2 separate regions of the Mus musculus genome follow, and region 2 is linked to region 1. Evidence: chromatin loops called from intact Hi-C (ENCODE). Cell type or tissue: heart. All regions are shown on one strand.

The links. A loop is a pair of places that touch in the nucleus more often than their neighbours do. Peaks named below come from ENCODE experiments on the same cell type or tissue, not always from the same donor. Only the 100,000 strongest peaks of a DNase experiment are listed, where the experiment ranks them.
Region 2: it touches region 1 in a loop (2.2-fold over the local background); 2 of 42 quality-filtered maps call a loop at or near these places.

The regions. Positions count from the first base shown.
Region 1 is chr2:48,329,385-48,337,384 of GRCm38, forward strand. All of the region lies in intron 1 of Gm13481 (predicted gene 13481), which reads right to left. Among named protein-coding and RNA genes, the nearest start is that of Gm25338, 51 kb to the right of the region's middle. In heart, a CTCF peak has its summit at 3,494; a DNase peak (open chromatin) is centred at 3,667; H3K4me3 peaks cover 534 bases; H3K27ac peaks cover 704 bases.
Region 2 is chr2:48,451,372-48,459,371 of GRCm38, forward strand. Gm13481 (predicted gene 13481) reads right to left here and starts at 5,894. Exons shown (of 6, transcript NR_166463.1): 1 at 5,742-5,894. In heart, a CTCF peak has its summit at 4,821; a DNase peak (open chromatin) is centred at 4,970; H3K4me3 peaks cover 350 bases; H3K27ac peaks cover 2,058 bases.

The sequences.
Region 1 (8,000 bases):
CAGAACTTGAAATAATGGTCAGATTGAGTCTCTCTATTGTCTTTTATCCTGTAGTTCAAAATCATGGTGTATTTATGGGGAAGTACAGATTGTTATTATCCAAACACCATTTGTAGCTTCTTTTCTAAAAATAAACATGGCCAATTATGTGTTAGGGACATTTATTTTATTTTAATTTTGAACAAAAACATTTTGTTTTAGAGGTTTTGGAGATTCTGAAATCACATAAAACAAACTCTAACACTGAATATTTTGACTCTTGAAAATATCTTCGATGGCCCACTAAAATAGTACAACTTTCAAGTTCATTTGTTTTCAGTCACTAAATATTTCTTGAAAATATGCCACCATCACCATACCAGGTAAGGGAAACTAAAGACAACTAAAAGCTGTCAAGAAGTCTGAAAGAAGGGAGACTGGCCAATCTTATTGATATGGACTAGAAAGGGGTATTCTGGCTCCAAACAATTGATACTCTTCATTTCTTCTTCATACCTCAGCAAAGCAGCAATAATACAAACAATAATGGATTTGAATACTTACTGAGCTGCAATCGTCTGGCAGACTGACTCATTATACAGATTATTTCATTTATCTTTACAAAAACTCTCTGAGGGCATCTATCTATAAGGTTCATCTTAAATGAATATAAGGTTACCCTGGCTGTGGGAATTACCTGAAAAGAGAGAACTTTGACTGAAGAGTTGTTTCTATCAGATTAGCCTGTGAATTTGCTTTGATTAATGATTAATGTGGGAGGACTCAGGACACAGGGAGCACCATACCTAGGTAGGTAGGCCTGGGCTGTCTAAGAAAGCTGGCTGCGAATGGGGACAGTGGTTAAGGGAAGAAAGGGGAAGGGGGAAAATGATATAATTTCTTTGTTAAGCTAGTTAGACTAGCCAGTGAGTGAGCCAATGAGTGATGTCCCTCAATGGATTCTTCTTGACTGTCTGTCTATCCTGGCCTCCCTAAATAAAGAGCTGTGGCCTGAAATTCTAACCTAAATCAACTCTTTTCTTTCCTAAATTGCTTATGGTCAGTGTTTTACCACAGCAGGAGAAAATCAACTAGAACAACCAAACCCAGTACTGTTAGAACATATAACTGGCTTTAAATCACATGAAATGAGACAAACTGGAACATCTTTTCGAGTGCCATTTCAGTAAAAGCTTCACGTTTTTTGAAATCTTGCTGAATTGAGGCTTAATTATAAAATTGACTTCAGAATTTCTCATTTTATAAGAACTGAACTCTCCTAATAGCTTAGTCACAGTGTCTTCCCCACTGAAGCACCACTCCGCAGATACACGGTTTTAAAGACTTGCTCCTATTGTATCTGATGATTTTCTTGTAGCAGCAATCAGCAAGAACTGAATCCAGAATCAGACCCCCAAATGTCTTGAAAACAGACACAAAACTCCTGGTTTCTATAGACGTATACAATGTGTAGAAAACAAAAGGCAAAGAAACATTTTACAAAGAACAGTGATTACCCTCTTGTCTTCATGGAAGTCATAAAGAGAACAGGGATTACCAACAGTTACAACAGATATACCATATACAGATATACCATATACAGATAGATATACCATATACAGACATACCATATACAGATATACCATATACAGATATACCATATACAGGTGGATGTTGGTACCAGGGTAGCCAAGACACTGAGAACTAGAATAAATGGTGGGGTTATTTGTCTGCAAATCCATCGACCCGAGATTCTGTTGCAGGCTGCCATGATTCATGCTGAAGGCATGCTCTAGGAAATGGCTAAGGTCCCTTGACTCCACAGAGCTTCCAGTAAAGTGCCGCCTGTCCTAGTCACCTTCCCCACCCCCACCCCCACCCCCCGTCTAATCAGCTGTGGACATTGATTGCAGATTCAAAGCTGAAGATGGCACAACAGTAAGACAATGTCCCCACAGTGGACTTACAAAGGCAGAATTTTAAAAAGAATACAATAGATCAACATAAAAATGTGCCAAATTCAGTGGTTCCAAGTGTAGTTAATGAAAAGAGAGAACCAGGCAACACTCGAGTATCTTTAGCCACCATTTTATACTCTTTTTTAAATTAGTCCCAAAGCAGCCTCTTTAAAAGAGAGCCATTATTCCCTTTTCATAGCTGAGGAAACTATGACTTAGAATGGAGAGATCCAGTATCATATGGCTTAGTGTATAGGAAACACTAAGAATCAAACCCACAACTGCCAAACACCACCGATCTCCAGTAATGCTTCCTAGGGGATGCTACAAATAGCACACACTCACACTGGAAGGACATGGTGACTGCTCTGCCTCCTCTCGTATTTTTCTCAAATGTGGCTATCTTCCTATCTTCCAGGGGGCAGGGTTTGGCATATTTTAATGAATAAATAAATACAAAGTTTGCACTTTCTATTTTTTTTGTCTCTATAAATTGTCTCTTCTAATTAATGAATAGCTGCACTTGTCCTTTGGTATTGGTAATTTCATAAAGCCTCCCAGGGTGTTACCCAGTTGAATTGGGCGTAAGGAAACAATATTAGCTCCAGGCATGGAAATGAATGGATTTAGAGGCACTAAATCAGGAAAGCAAATGGGTTCTCACAGCTCCATGCTGTAGAATTAGTTTCAAATATTCAACAGACACATCAAGTATGAGCTTTATAAGCCCAGAGCTGAACACTGCCTTTTGCTCATTTTAAAATCCACGCTGTGAATTTTAAACTCCTGATAGCATTTCTAATAATGGCATCTTCTAGAAGCTGAAGTTGTGAGAGACCAGGGAGGGTCAGACCACAACCTCTTTGTGTGATATTTATATAGCATATAGACCTACGAACGATTTTTAAATTAAGAAATTTCAAATTATTTTCCCCCTCTGGATCCTCTGTGCTATGGCCTGTGTCCACATCTCCTAACCCAATTTACATACTAGAATTTACCAGGACTTCATAGATACCTGTCTCAGCTATTTCTTTAGTACTTTCAGGTGACTCCCCTCTTCAACTTCTATCAAGAATGGACTTTTCTTATTTCAATTGCAAATGACAAATCAGCTTTATCTTCCAGAAAGTGGGGACTGCTAGGATAAATGTACTATTTTTAAAATAAGGTATAAAATATTTTTTGTACCCTTGACAGCCATTACAGCAAGCTACCTGCTGGCTGCATGCAGCGCGTTAGTAAACACAAAGTGGAGTGTGTCCGGCTCCTTGTTTCCTGGAACTGTTCTCTGCCATCAGGGGCACGTAGGAAACTGGTCGATCCCTCATCTCCAGAGAGATCAGCAAAGGGGATCACTTTCCCCAAGACTGAAAGCATAGGCATGTCTTTCAGATGCTCACCAAGGTGAAAGAGAAAACAGTGCTTTGATAGCCTGAAGGAATTGTTCCCCTTTCTTTTCCTTCTGATACCTGAGCTATCGCCAGTTGGTATCTGAGATGCTTTTTGCGAGGAGGCCTGCCTTAGCCACAAGGGGCTGGGGGGGAGGGGGGGGTTACCCTCTTAAAAGAGAATGCAGAGCCACTAGGTCTCTTCTCTGCAGCTGCCAACCAGGAAACAGCGGGAAAAGTCCAGGCTTACCCTCCCCAGAGAACGCTGGATGTACAATAGTTTTCTCCCTTTCTAAGCTGCACTATCGCTGGAAGCTTATCCGCTTCTAACTCCGTCACGTCTGTAGCTTGGTAACTCGGTTTCCTAAACAAAATTAAAGGAAGTGTCAATGTGAAATTGAAAGTGAAACTGGCAGCAAAGGGCAAATCTCCCGGGCCCTTAATGGATTGGAAAACCAAATGGCAATTTCCAACTAGGTCCCTTGCCTCAGGCTGCCTTAAAGCAAGGCAATCACATTGGAGCCTACTCTTTCGATAATTTTATCAATACATTAGGCCCCGCAAAGTTTGTGTGCAAACCTCTTGTGCTTAGTTAGAACAAGTGGTCATGTGTGGGATGTTCAAAATGCTTCCGATCCTAAATAGATCACCCATCATGATCTTCCCGGTGCTTCAAACTCCAGCCATTTCTCCAAAAACAAAGATGAAGATCACTATTAAAGATGGACCACGGCAGGCCCCTTCTAAGTAACCGCCTCGGATAAACGTGGAGAGCAAACTTTTTGCTCCCTTTGACGTGTGTAGAATTTCCTGTGAATTTAGGTGAAATTAAAACAATAAGAAATATAGTCAAAAAAAATAAAATAAAAATAAAAAGCCAAGCCCAAAGGGCTTCTTGATATGTGTATAATCAGTGACATAAGTGTTAGATATTCTGTCTCCTTACATCCAAGAAGACAGGCTAGACCGGGCTATCCCTATGTCAGAGACACCTTGTTAGAATATGGGCAGGGTCATAAAGTAAACTAAGAATCTCTGAGAACTGCACTCCCCCGCCCCTTACTTTATGCAAACTTGAAGAACAACAGTGATAGAAGCAAAGCTCAATTGCTGACACTTTCATTTCAGAACGAACTCATGATGTTAGAAAATAATAGAGTATTAGTATGGTGTAACTGTCTACCGGTCTATCTTTTTCCTGCAGAAAGCAGGCAGCCCTGGAAACGCCAGGCAGCCAACCGGGCATCATGGGAGTGTTTCTGCTTCGCAGCCATATTCCCTGTGCACTTAAGAAAGCTAATCCATTCTCCAAATCGGCCATGCTGCCTCCTGCTTTGCCTTCATTCTCACAGATATGAGAGCCCAAGGAAGATGATCTGAGAAACTCAGGTTTCAGCAAGCTATGCATATTGAGAGTGAATTCCCCCGCTCCCGCCCTCTCTTTTGGAAAATACTCTGGACTTAAATTGCAACCCTTGGAGCCAATGAGTCTGGCTCTAGCTGCTTCATCATTCATAACCTTGTTATGCAAATAAAACAAGTATAAATTAAAATTCTAATTGAACTCTAATCCTGAAAAGTAGTCCTTCCGAAGCATTCTTAAATGACACCAAATTCCTGAGCATCCCTGAGTTGTGCTTGCTGTCAGATTTTTAAAGGATTTGGCCAAAACTAAATAGCTGAATAAACATTCTGCTCGCTCGGTGCTCTGACTTCCATGCATTTCCTGCTACACATTCTTCTTCATTAAAACTTTGCCAAATGGGTTGGGTCCTTCGATGATAAAAGCAGAATCAAAGGAAAAACAAGTGGCTATGACACTGACACGGGCACTGTTACACCCTTTGGAAACTTTATTTTATCTCTGGAGACTTGAGCAGTATCACCTGGCTATTTCAGAGAATAAACTGTCACCTCCTCACATAAAATCATGCTATTCAACTCTCTTAATTCACACAAAACCTCTATGAAAGGTAAATATTTATAACAGCAGCACATTTCTACTCCTGTACAATCTTATTCTCTTGCAAAACACCAGGAATCTGTAAGGTGTACACCAGCTCCTCTCTGAAGAAAACTTCCGCTACTGGCTTCCAGCAGACAAATGGCTACCCTGAGTTTCCCTCAGGCAAAGAGCTTGTTATTATAAAAAGTTCTGTGAGAGACTTTGATTGCATTGACTACTCAGACATTTTTGTAAAAACAAATAGAAAGTGGAGATGGGGAAGATAGAAAATTAGTAGGTACAATTTGAGTGACATGGAAATGTTTCTGTGGCCACAATCATCTCTCCTGTTGGCCTTTCCACGGTTACTTGATGAGCTCCTCTGCCTGTCAGAAACTCCCTAGCAGAAAAGTCTAGGGAGAAGGCCATAAAATTCAGCATTAAATCCCACTTCTACCGGGCTTTGGACAATTTCATTTTGTACAGGAAACATCTGTGGCCTCAAATCTAAGATGGTCTGTTCTATTTCCTGGCCATGTATTTGGGGGGATTCAGAGACGTAACTACTGTAAAATACTTTGAAAGATATTACAGATATCAACAACTATAATCTAAGTATTCTGCTAAGAATACTACGTGACTCTTTTACAGTCCTGCCCTGTGGATGTCGTGGATTATAACGTGCTAATTCATGGAGTCTATTTTGAGGAGTTCTTCAAGTTGAACAACTCTACTGCCTTCTGCTTCCATATTGAGATACAAGATGCCATACAGCCCCCCAAGGAGTGTGCTATTTGCTTGAACCATTGTTCTTATTTCTATTGTCCTTCCATGCATCGTTTATAAAGCTTCTTGGAACATGACTAAGATTTCAGAAGCCAGGATATCTAACTGCAACACTAATCTAATCCTAGTACAAAGAAACCTGCAACCTGCACTGAATTGCTACTGAATTCACAACAGCTGAGAAGTGGAACCAGCTTAGTTGTCCATCACAGAGGAATGAATTAAGAATATGTTATGCATACACATTGTGGAATTTTATTTAGCCATAAAGGAAAATTAAATCATGGCATTTGTAGGAAAGGGTGAATCTGGAAATATATCACATGGACAAGTACTGCATATTTTCTTGAAGAGGCAATTCCTGGTTTCTTTTGGAGTCTCAGTTGTGTGATGTGATTTTTTTTCTTAAAAACTGTCTTATGAGAGGATGTTTTTGCTGAAGCAGACATGTGGGAGGATATTTTACTGAGAACAGACATGTGGGTTTTTTTTGTTTTTTTTTTTTTCTGGAAGCCACCTAGAAAAAAGTACATATGATGTTTTGCTAGAACGGATCCTTGAGAGAACACATGACGTTTGGAAAGGATATAAATAGAACCCAACACACAGTTGACAATACTGTGTGGTATTGGTTCCCCTTGCCATTCTTTGCTGGTCATTATTTGTCATGACTTCATACAGAGAAGTGCACCAAAGGTGGTGTTCCCAGAGGCTGCTTGCTGCTTCCTCTGACTCTGGCCAGTCAGGAGAGTCTCCCCATTTCTGCTGGACTGAGCTGCCATTGCTGATTCATGAATGGTGTGTTGGAATGGATTGAAGTACCACTGCTGATTCATGTGATCTGAACTGCTGATACCCTGACAGTGCAGATTGGAGTCACTCCAAAGAACTATTTCTAAACAGGTCCATATCCTCCTTTGCCCTATTAACCTTTCCTTCCCACTATCTCTAGTGGGGGTTGGGGGGGGCTAGATGGGAGGTTAAAGCATTTAAGTACCCTTATTAAAAGTAGATTTTGAAAAATCTAAGCCTTCCTTTTCTCTCATATCTGGATTCCAAATTCTAGTTTCCCTCTCCCCCTCCCCCTCCCCTCCCCTCCCTCTCCCCCTCTTTGTGTGTGTGTGTTTCTGTGTGTGTGTGTCTGTGTGTCTGTGTGTGTATATGTGTGGTGATGGTGGGGATATGAGTCCTAAAACTAGAGTGAAGATCATCAGAGAAGAAATGGAGGTCTTAAGAGCCAATGTTGTAAGAGCCAATGGTGTAAGCAACATAACATTGAAGTTGTAGATGTTAAATTCTTCTTGCTAATCTCCATCATTGTCAGATGATGCGGATGAGTACCAGCCAATCAGATAATGATTGATTCATGCCAAATTATGAAGCACACAATCCATAATCCTACAGAAAATGCATTGGGAGACTTTAAGAAGTCTATCCAAACTAAAATAGAAAAATGTACAAATCACATACATTTGTGTCAATTTTAAAATAATAAAAGTGTTGTAGTTTCATATTATGCTCAGAAATTTCTTTTAGCAGAATATACTCGTAAAGAAAGAAAAATATATATAATTATATTGCTTTAAATATATATTACTTAAAGTCTCCGCAAACTAGAAATGAAATATGAGACATCACAGGCTTTGACTGACAGTAAGAATCAACACACTAGACCTGACCTTTAGCATGTGTCATTGATGAGAACAGAAAAAAATGTTAAGTAAATCAGGGTGGACTCTGCATCTTATTCTTGACAACCAGTTAAGGAATTGGACAAAACCCAAGTTCCTGGTTCTATCCTCAGTTGTGACCTAGCCAGAGGCTAGAAATACCAAAACTGCCTGGGCTTGTGCTCTGGTTTCTTGTTTTTGGTTTGTTTGTTTATTGTTATTGTTGTTTAATCACCATTCTCCTTTTGCACAGTACTGGCAGCTCATAGAA
Region 2 (8,000 bases), 120 kb after region 1:
TGTTAGATTCTCTCTGTAGGCAATCTACTTACAAATTTTTCTCATTTATAAACCTCAGTTTTTGAAATATCGTTAAAACATCACTTTAAAGCCCCAACTCTTCTTTAAGGCTTTAGAACTGCACAGTCAACTAACTTCTTGGTGTATTCCCTTGATGCCCAAGGTTTTTGTTTTTAATATTTCAAAATCAACTGCTAATCTCCCCACCAAATGTGACTTAATGTACATACACAATATCAAGTCTATGGGCTCTATAATATAACTCACTCAAATCAAAAACTCCATCCACTCAAGCTGAAACCTATAGTACCCTTTATCTGGGCAGCGACAGTGGCCTCCGAGCTGATTCTCCTCTCATCCCCAGTGCTTTCTACACAGAAAAGAAGAGGTGATTTTTAATGTATCACTAATCACATCACTTCTTATTTAAACACTTTCCAGTGCTAAGTACCACACCGGACAAAGTCTTCAGCACCAAGGGTTTATATTTATGCATGTTATGATTGCTGTTGTCCTGTTTGTCCTCACTGTTGGCTGCTCTCAACTCTCTTCCATTTGTTCATCCATGGCTTATACATCCATGTTCCAAATTCTAAAATGCTTCTCACCTTTTCAGTTATGTCTATTCTTTAAGTTGCAAATGAACATTTATGTCTATAGGCAAGAATTTTCTGAGCCTGCCTTCAGTCTAGGCTAGAACCCCCCTAATAAATTTCTGTAACAACATTTCTTTCATGAAACTCAACTCTGTCTGTCACCATGCAAAAGGGCAAAATGTCCATTCACATCTTTCTTGCACTTTCATTTTATGTGGGCACCAGTTGTGCCATATTCCTGACCAGTCTTTGTTGCCAATGCAAAACGCCACAGGAGATAATCAACTAGGATTTGTTAGACAGACAAATACAGCAAGAAAGTTCCCCAGGAATTGTTCTCTTAAGACACATTTTAACAGTGGAAGTGGAAGGTTTGTATCCTAGCAGCTTTTAAAGACATCAAAATGCAGAGATCCTAGAAGAAAAGTTATTGATTAAAAAGTAAGTAATAAAATAAATTGTGGGTGGAAATCAATATGCTCACTTACATTTTGATAAAACACAATAGTTGACTAGAGTTTCACACATCACATACATAGTTACATATAAACGTCTAATCTTACACGCGTTCTTGCGACCGGCCAGGAATAAAATATAATATGTATAAAGACAAGAAATATAGATTTTGTGTTCACATTACTATAACCTTCCACACACTTCGGAAGCACTTGTCATTTTATTGTGTACATTTCATGTAATATAAGCATTGCTTTTCTTATCTTTAGGACTATTTATATAAGAAAACAATATAGCTACATATTTCTAATTTGGATTATTTTCTGAAGGTCTACCAGAATGATGCCAAATGTTAATTCTTAAAAATCCATCCCACCTATAATCTCTGTCTGTAATAATTAGCTCCACACAATGAATGAGTGGGTAGTGACAGTGACATCATGCAGTTTTCTGAACTCCAGAATGATTTTTTTTTAAGAATACATTTGCCGTGTTAATAACAGTATCAACGCAAGCAATGGCTCACAAATTATTTACTGCCATTATTGTCCTCAATTCCTTTACTTTGCTGTCTCATAGACTGATGACAAATTTCTCTACCTCTCATCTCCACCACGTGCGGTCACACTAAGTTGAGCTGGTCAAGCCAGCCAAAAAAATACAAGTTTTAAGCTCTAAGTTTTCATACCAAAGTGTGAAGCCAGCACTCTGCCTGCGATCCTTTAGACAGCAGAGGAGTACTTCCAGCACACACTGGAACACTACCCCAAGTCTACCTGTGTCTTGGACCTGCCGAAGCTCAGCCACTAAAGTTCCTGTGAAGGCCCATGAGAAGTACCCAGTTATCTAAGTCCTGTTCTCATGATGAGTTAAGACATAAAAAAAAAAAAAAAAAAAAAAGTTAAGACATTTAAAAAAAAAAAGTCCTTCAACTATTACTACTGCTTCCTCAAGTACAGTTTGCCCTAATGAAAAGTTTTTTGTTTCAATATGTTGGATAAATCTTTTCCAAAACTGTAGCTGAATATATTATCTACTGTTTCTTATAGGGAAATCAAGAACTCTTGACCTTAGCATCAAGGAACTTTGTCCATTTTTAAGCAAATGGGTCTAGTTTCATTGTGTTAGCTACGGAGAATGGCTTCAGTTGTCATAATAGATCTGCACCTTGGCAGCTAGGAATCAAAGATTTACGCTTGCAGTTCAGTTCTCATGACTAGTTTTCTCACAACCCCCTCTCTCTAAATCAATCTTTCCATCTTCTCTGCCACACTAATGGATACAGAACAAGCTCCTGAGTGACACTGACTCACTGCCCCGTGAGGTCATTGATCGAGAGGTGATGAAAAATGTCCCTTCATAAAGGTCCTTGTGTTGAGCATGTTTAAGAGGATAACAGCTTCTTATTAATAACTGGCTTGCTATAGAAATAAAGATCTTCACCCAGCTTCTTACCTTAGCACGCCTTCCCATCCATTTGTCCCTTCTCTCAGATGACGTTAGTTAATAGTCATTGCTCTAAACCAAGAGTTGGAAAATAATATTCAGAACCAGAAAGTACATAGTAAAGACTTCTGGCTTTGTAGGTCATAAAATCTCGGTTGCCGCTATTCAATTCTACCATTGCAATATGGAAAGTGAACATAGACAAATACATAAACTAATGAATGCCCCAGAAAAACCTTATTTATAAAAACATGCTAGACACTAAATTTAGACAAGTGAGTAGCTTAGTGCAATGATTAATATTGGATGTAAATTTGACAGGATATAGACTCAAGTAAGGAAGAACCCTTCTGAAGGTCTTGAGGGAATTTCTAGGTTGAGTTGATTGTGGTAAGAAGAATCACTCTAAATGTAGGCAGCATTATTCCATGGGCTGCCATCTGGGACTTAACAGGAGGAGATAGCCTGCTAAATGTCAGGACTCATGGCCCTCTGACTTCTGATTGTGAGTGCAATGTGACCAGGGAGCCTGTTGCATTGCTGTATCTTCCTCCCTTTCTTGTTGTGGACTGGGGCCTCAAACCATTGGAGCCAAAACCAACCGTCTCCTCTTCTTCAGCACAGCAATGAGCAAAAAACTGATTTCTGATTCAAATGTTTTAAAAACTTGCTTTTAACATCTAGTCCAATATTTGATTGACTTAGGTTCAGCACAGCAAACGATTTTAAAATACTTTATTCAGGAATAAAGTATAACTCCAGAATGAAACAAATGGTGATCTGTACTACAAACAGGCAAGGTATGATTTATTAAGGTCCTGAAAGTTGGAAATGATGTCCAGAAAGGGAAAACTCTATCCAGGGGGGAAATAACAAACACAACATAAATGTGGGTGTTCAAAAGAAAAGGTGTTCCTTGAAATACCAGGAGCAAGAAGATTCTGTTGTAACTGATCCTATCATTCAGGTAGGATTTCACAGGTAGAGGTGAAGGGAAGGAGCATTCCAAATAGAGGCATGGTGTGTTTCAGGCAGAGATGCAACAGCCTGCAGTCTACCGAGATATTCCACAGTTAGGCTGCAAACTATGTAAGTAGAACATAAAGTAAGCAGGGAAGAAGTAAAAGGCCGTGATACTAAGGATGATATCAGGGATGCCAAGCTAAGCAATTAAGAGTTCTACGCAGTAACAGAGAGAATAATTGAATGTACTGGAGAAGGGAAAGTTGTTGCTGGATCTTCACTGAGAATCAAAGTGAATCTATCAGAACTTACAGGAAAGAAGGAAATCTAACCGCAAAGCCTTCAGGAGAATGATGTTCAAGGTAGAGGGAGAAAGAGAGAGAAACATTTTCCCTTGGTGACATACCCAAACTACCTATAGGGCTTTCTAAATTGCACACTCTGACCCCAGAGATCTTGAAATGGCTTACTGTCCTTACTGTTCATAGAGAATCACGGTCTATGTAAACCATCATTATAGTTACCTGCGTGCACCATGGTGGTTAAAGTGGGAAATAAAAATATGTAAAACCCTGATAAGAGTGATGGGGCAGGTATTATCTTAACAAAATTGGTCCTGAAGAGAATCGAACAAATATGGCATCACCCCTAGAAAGGGTATCAATAACAGACCAAAGAAATGATTCCACACAAATCTAGTTTGGCAAACCAATGAGTTTAATTTGGGTTACAGGAGCATGTGCTACTGTAAGTATGGGTATATGGGTGGCTTTTCGCTTATGGAAACGTCTACCTCTGTGATGTTGTTAATTACTAATATATCGTTGAGGAAGGGACGTACCTAAGCTTCTCAGTCTCCTCCTGATAAGCCCCTCTCATGCTGTCTCTTGATTGCTCATCTAGGGATTACAGCTACTCAGAATTATCTGAGAGCTCGTGCTGGGGTGGTACAGTCAAGTCAAAGTGGTCTGGAGGGTCGAGCCAGTCATGCTGGAGAGCAGGAAAATAAAAAAATTGAGCTTATGAGTCTAAAGCTTGAAGATTTGAGACTCTAAGTAAAGACGGTAGGTGCTGTCCAAAAAGAAGAGATCTCACGGCTGTCATTCTGTGTCACCCTGAACTGATATTTAGAAAGAAGCTCAGACTTCAGAATTGCTCATATTTTGGAAGAAAAACCAAAAAATAGTTCACAAAAGGAGAAGAAAAAAAAAAAGGCACTGTCCAGATGCCAGGACACCAAGACTAAAGGGGACCAACAGAGATGAATTAGCTAAAATACCAAGGACTGAAAAACAGGCTTTTGGACTGAGGAACAATGCCACCACTCACTCCTGGGAAAAGAGCAGATGGGCTAAAGCAGAACACGGGCTGCAGGGGGTGGAGGCAGAAGCTGGGTGAGGAATTGCAAGTAGCAACTGTAAATCCTCTTGAGAAATTTGGGAGTGGCTTGTTCCTGGGCTACTATAAATAACAGGAATGCAGGAAGCAGGAAGTCAGAAGATGAAAGGGACATCTTAGTAACAGGAGAAGAGTTTGCAAAGGACAACATTTGGGATTAAACAGCCCCGAGGTTACAAGCATCCCGTGGTATGATGCGAGAGGCCCTTGAGATGTTTGCCACCCAAAGGTTGGAGGGTACTGGCTTTAATAGTAGGACAGCTGGCAAGCCATCAGTGTGGAAAGTAGTTCGAGAGCCCCTGAGTGCAAGTCACATGAGAAGTACATGACATGAAATAGCTTAAGCAGATGAGGCTTATATTATACAGAACCTAAAGCTATGAGAGAAAACACCAACTTTGATTGACATACTTATGAAAAGGGGGCCATGATAAAGCAGTGTGCTAATTGAAATAATGACTACATATTATGAGCAAATGGTAGAGACAACGTCTTTTTTTTTCTTTTTTTTCATCAGAGTGTGAAGGCAAAGCTGTATTTGGTCTATGACTCAGCAGTTGCTGGAGGTGGCTCTTGTTCCTTCAGGGAGCCCAGGAAGTGTCATCACCACTATACCCTAGTTAACCACAGGGACTCAGAGACCAGCTTGTCTCCGTATCTGTGTCAGGTTTCCATGTCCCAGCCAGCCCTGGATTTGTTTTAGCCAGTTCAGCCTTCTGAAAGCTCAAAGCAACAAAACAAAGTTACAAAATGTCACCAAACTATCACCTATGGACAGCTAGCTTTCTCTGTACACAAGGTCCCTATGCTCATGATCAGAGCCCAGCCCAGCAGAGCTATCACCCATGTCAAGTAACATGACCATAAGAAACAGAGACTCACCTAAAGTTCTTTCTTCTCCACTGCCCTCTTTCTGTTCAAATGCCACTGGCCTTGAAGTACATGAAACAGGGACTGCTTGGGACCAAGAATTCTGTCCTGCCCCAGAAGCAGATCAGAGAGCAGTCACCACTCTGGCAAGGTCGTTTCTGATGTGACGTGAGTCTGAGCTGTTCTCCAGTGTTATGATAAAAGCAAGTGCCTGAGGTGCTTTGAGAGACTTTGTGTCTGCATTGCTGACTGGTGTACAACTGCGCGTTCTAGGGAATCCTGTCTGCAGGCTCCACTTTCCTGGGCTCTCTTTCTTCATGGCTGCAAAGGCTTCTCTTCCTCATTCTTTAGTGTGAACCCCCAATAGGTAGTTTTTTTGGATCTTCTCACTTCACCAGGTCAGACCTAGGGGACATCGCCATGCCCTGAAACATCTGGACAGGCCTCAGTTGCATGATAAGGCAGGCCATGCTAGGTGATATGAGGGGACATTTCAAGATAGTCACATTGGCCTCCTGGTGCAGAATGAATTCTCTGGTCATTGAAAAACTTCCAACGGGGTGGTCTAAGCAGCTTAGCCACCATCTTGCTTATCTTTCACTATTTCTGGCAACTGTTATTTTTCCTATGACTAAAAATGTATCTTACTACTGACCTCATCCTTACTGGACCTAGCCACATATCTTCAGTGGTCCTTCTAGGAGGGCCAACAGTCTTACAATGGTCTGTCATAGACCTTTTTATAGTCTTTGGCAGAGTGGGAAAAAATAGTAAAATGACCATCCAATAACTGTGCATGGACCACCCAGCCAGTAGCTTAGAAAAAGAGCTCATTACAGATAACCTTTGACAGGCTCAGTGGACACTTTCCTATCCAATGTGGGAGAGATTTCCATCTGTGGAACCATTAGTACATGGCCCACATACAGCTCTGTCTCTTGGCTTCTGGTTCTCTCTGATCTGATTTGGTACCTAAATAAAGCAGAACTTGAAGCCCAATATACCACCACAGTATCTTTCAAATCCATCATTTTATGGGAAAAAAAATTTAAGCCTCTGCAGAGCAAAAAATAGCATAATTTCGTAAAAAAGGGAAAACAACAGATTGTCATTCATATTTGCTGAAAATATTTTCCCCAAAGAGTTAATATTTATATTACTTAAAAACTCATATAAAATGATAAGACAAAATGTCTCCTTCCAGTTATCATCAATTCCAGTTTGTGTGTGACATTGACTCTCCTCTTGACTCTGTCTTTTCATTAATGGATGCAGGTTAGAATCTCAGCACATGAGATGATTAGTTGCAAGTGGAACAAAGAAGTGATAGCAAATGCAGGAACAATACTTTCCAATACTCTAACCTCAATATAAGGAAACACAACGAAGAATTTTGTATTAAAAGAAAATAGGAGGTAGGGGATATGGTAATAGTCAATCCTACTAGATACCCTACAAACACTGACTAAAAGACATCCTTTGTCTGTTGAAGAAGACAGTGAAAGCACAGAGCCTTCCCACAGTCAGTAAGGTGTCAGGAAGACCACGCATCATTGGTCCATTCACTACACATGCAGTACAAACTGGGACATCCTTGGGAAGGCCATTGAGCAATATCTCTAAAGTACAAAATATTTACCTCCTTTGACCAAGTATGTCTATGCTAGACATTTTTCTTATATAAACAGACTGAAAGATAGTCAAACTAAACAAATGTTTTCTCTGCTACAAGATTCATTATAATTAAAAAAAAAGATCTGAAAACTATATAGTGTGCACTAGCAAGCAAAAGATTAATTTAATTATATAAGGTAAAAAGCAGATTCTGCAAAATCGCATGTGACTTGGGCTTACATTGTTATGTGTGTGTATAAACAAATTAAGAATCAAAACAAATTTGAAATAACTGTTGGGTCTCTGGGTACCATTTGCATTCGGACATCTTTTACTTTGCACTGACTGTGCATTGTTCCTTTAAGAAGTACCGTGACACCCAGCTCGTGACACCCAGCTCATGGTTTCCACCATGCCGCAGATGTCTCTTCACCACTCAGCTAGAGAAGAGGCTCACTTCCTAATGATCCTTTCAAGTGTTCCTCCTCCCACATTGCAGGCACCCAGACTATGCACCATTTACCAAGGACCCCCCCCCCCAATTTGTCCTAGACACTCTGCCTTTGGAGAAAATGTTAAGGGACCTGAAAACATTCCAAGTACTGTACTTGGAATTTTCATATTGGGTAATCTTTGCAGCCACCCACAGGGAAGGTG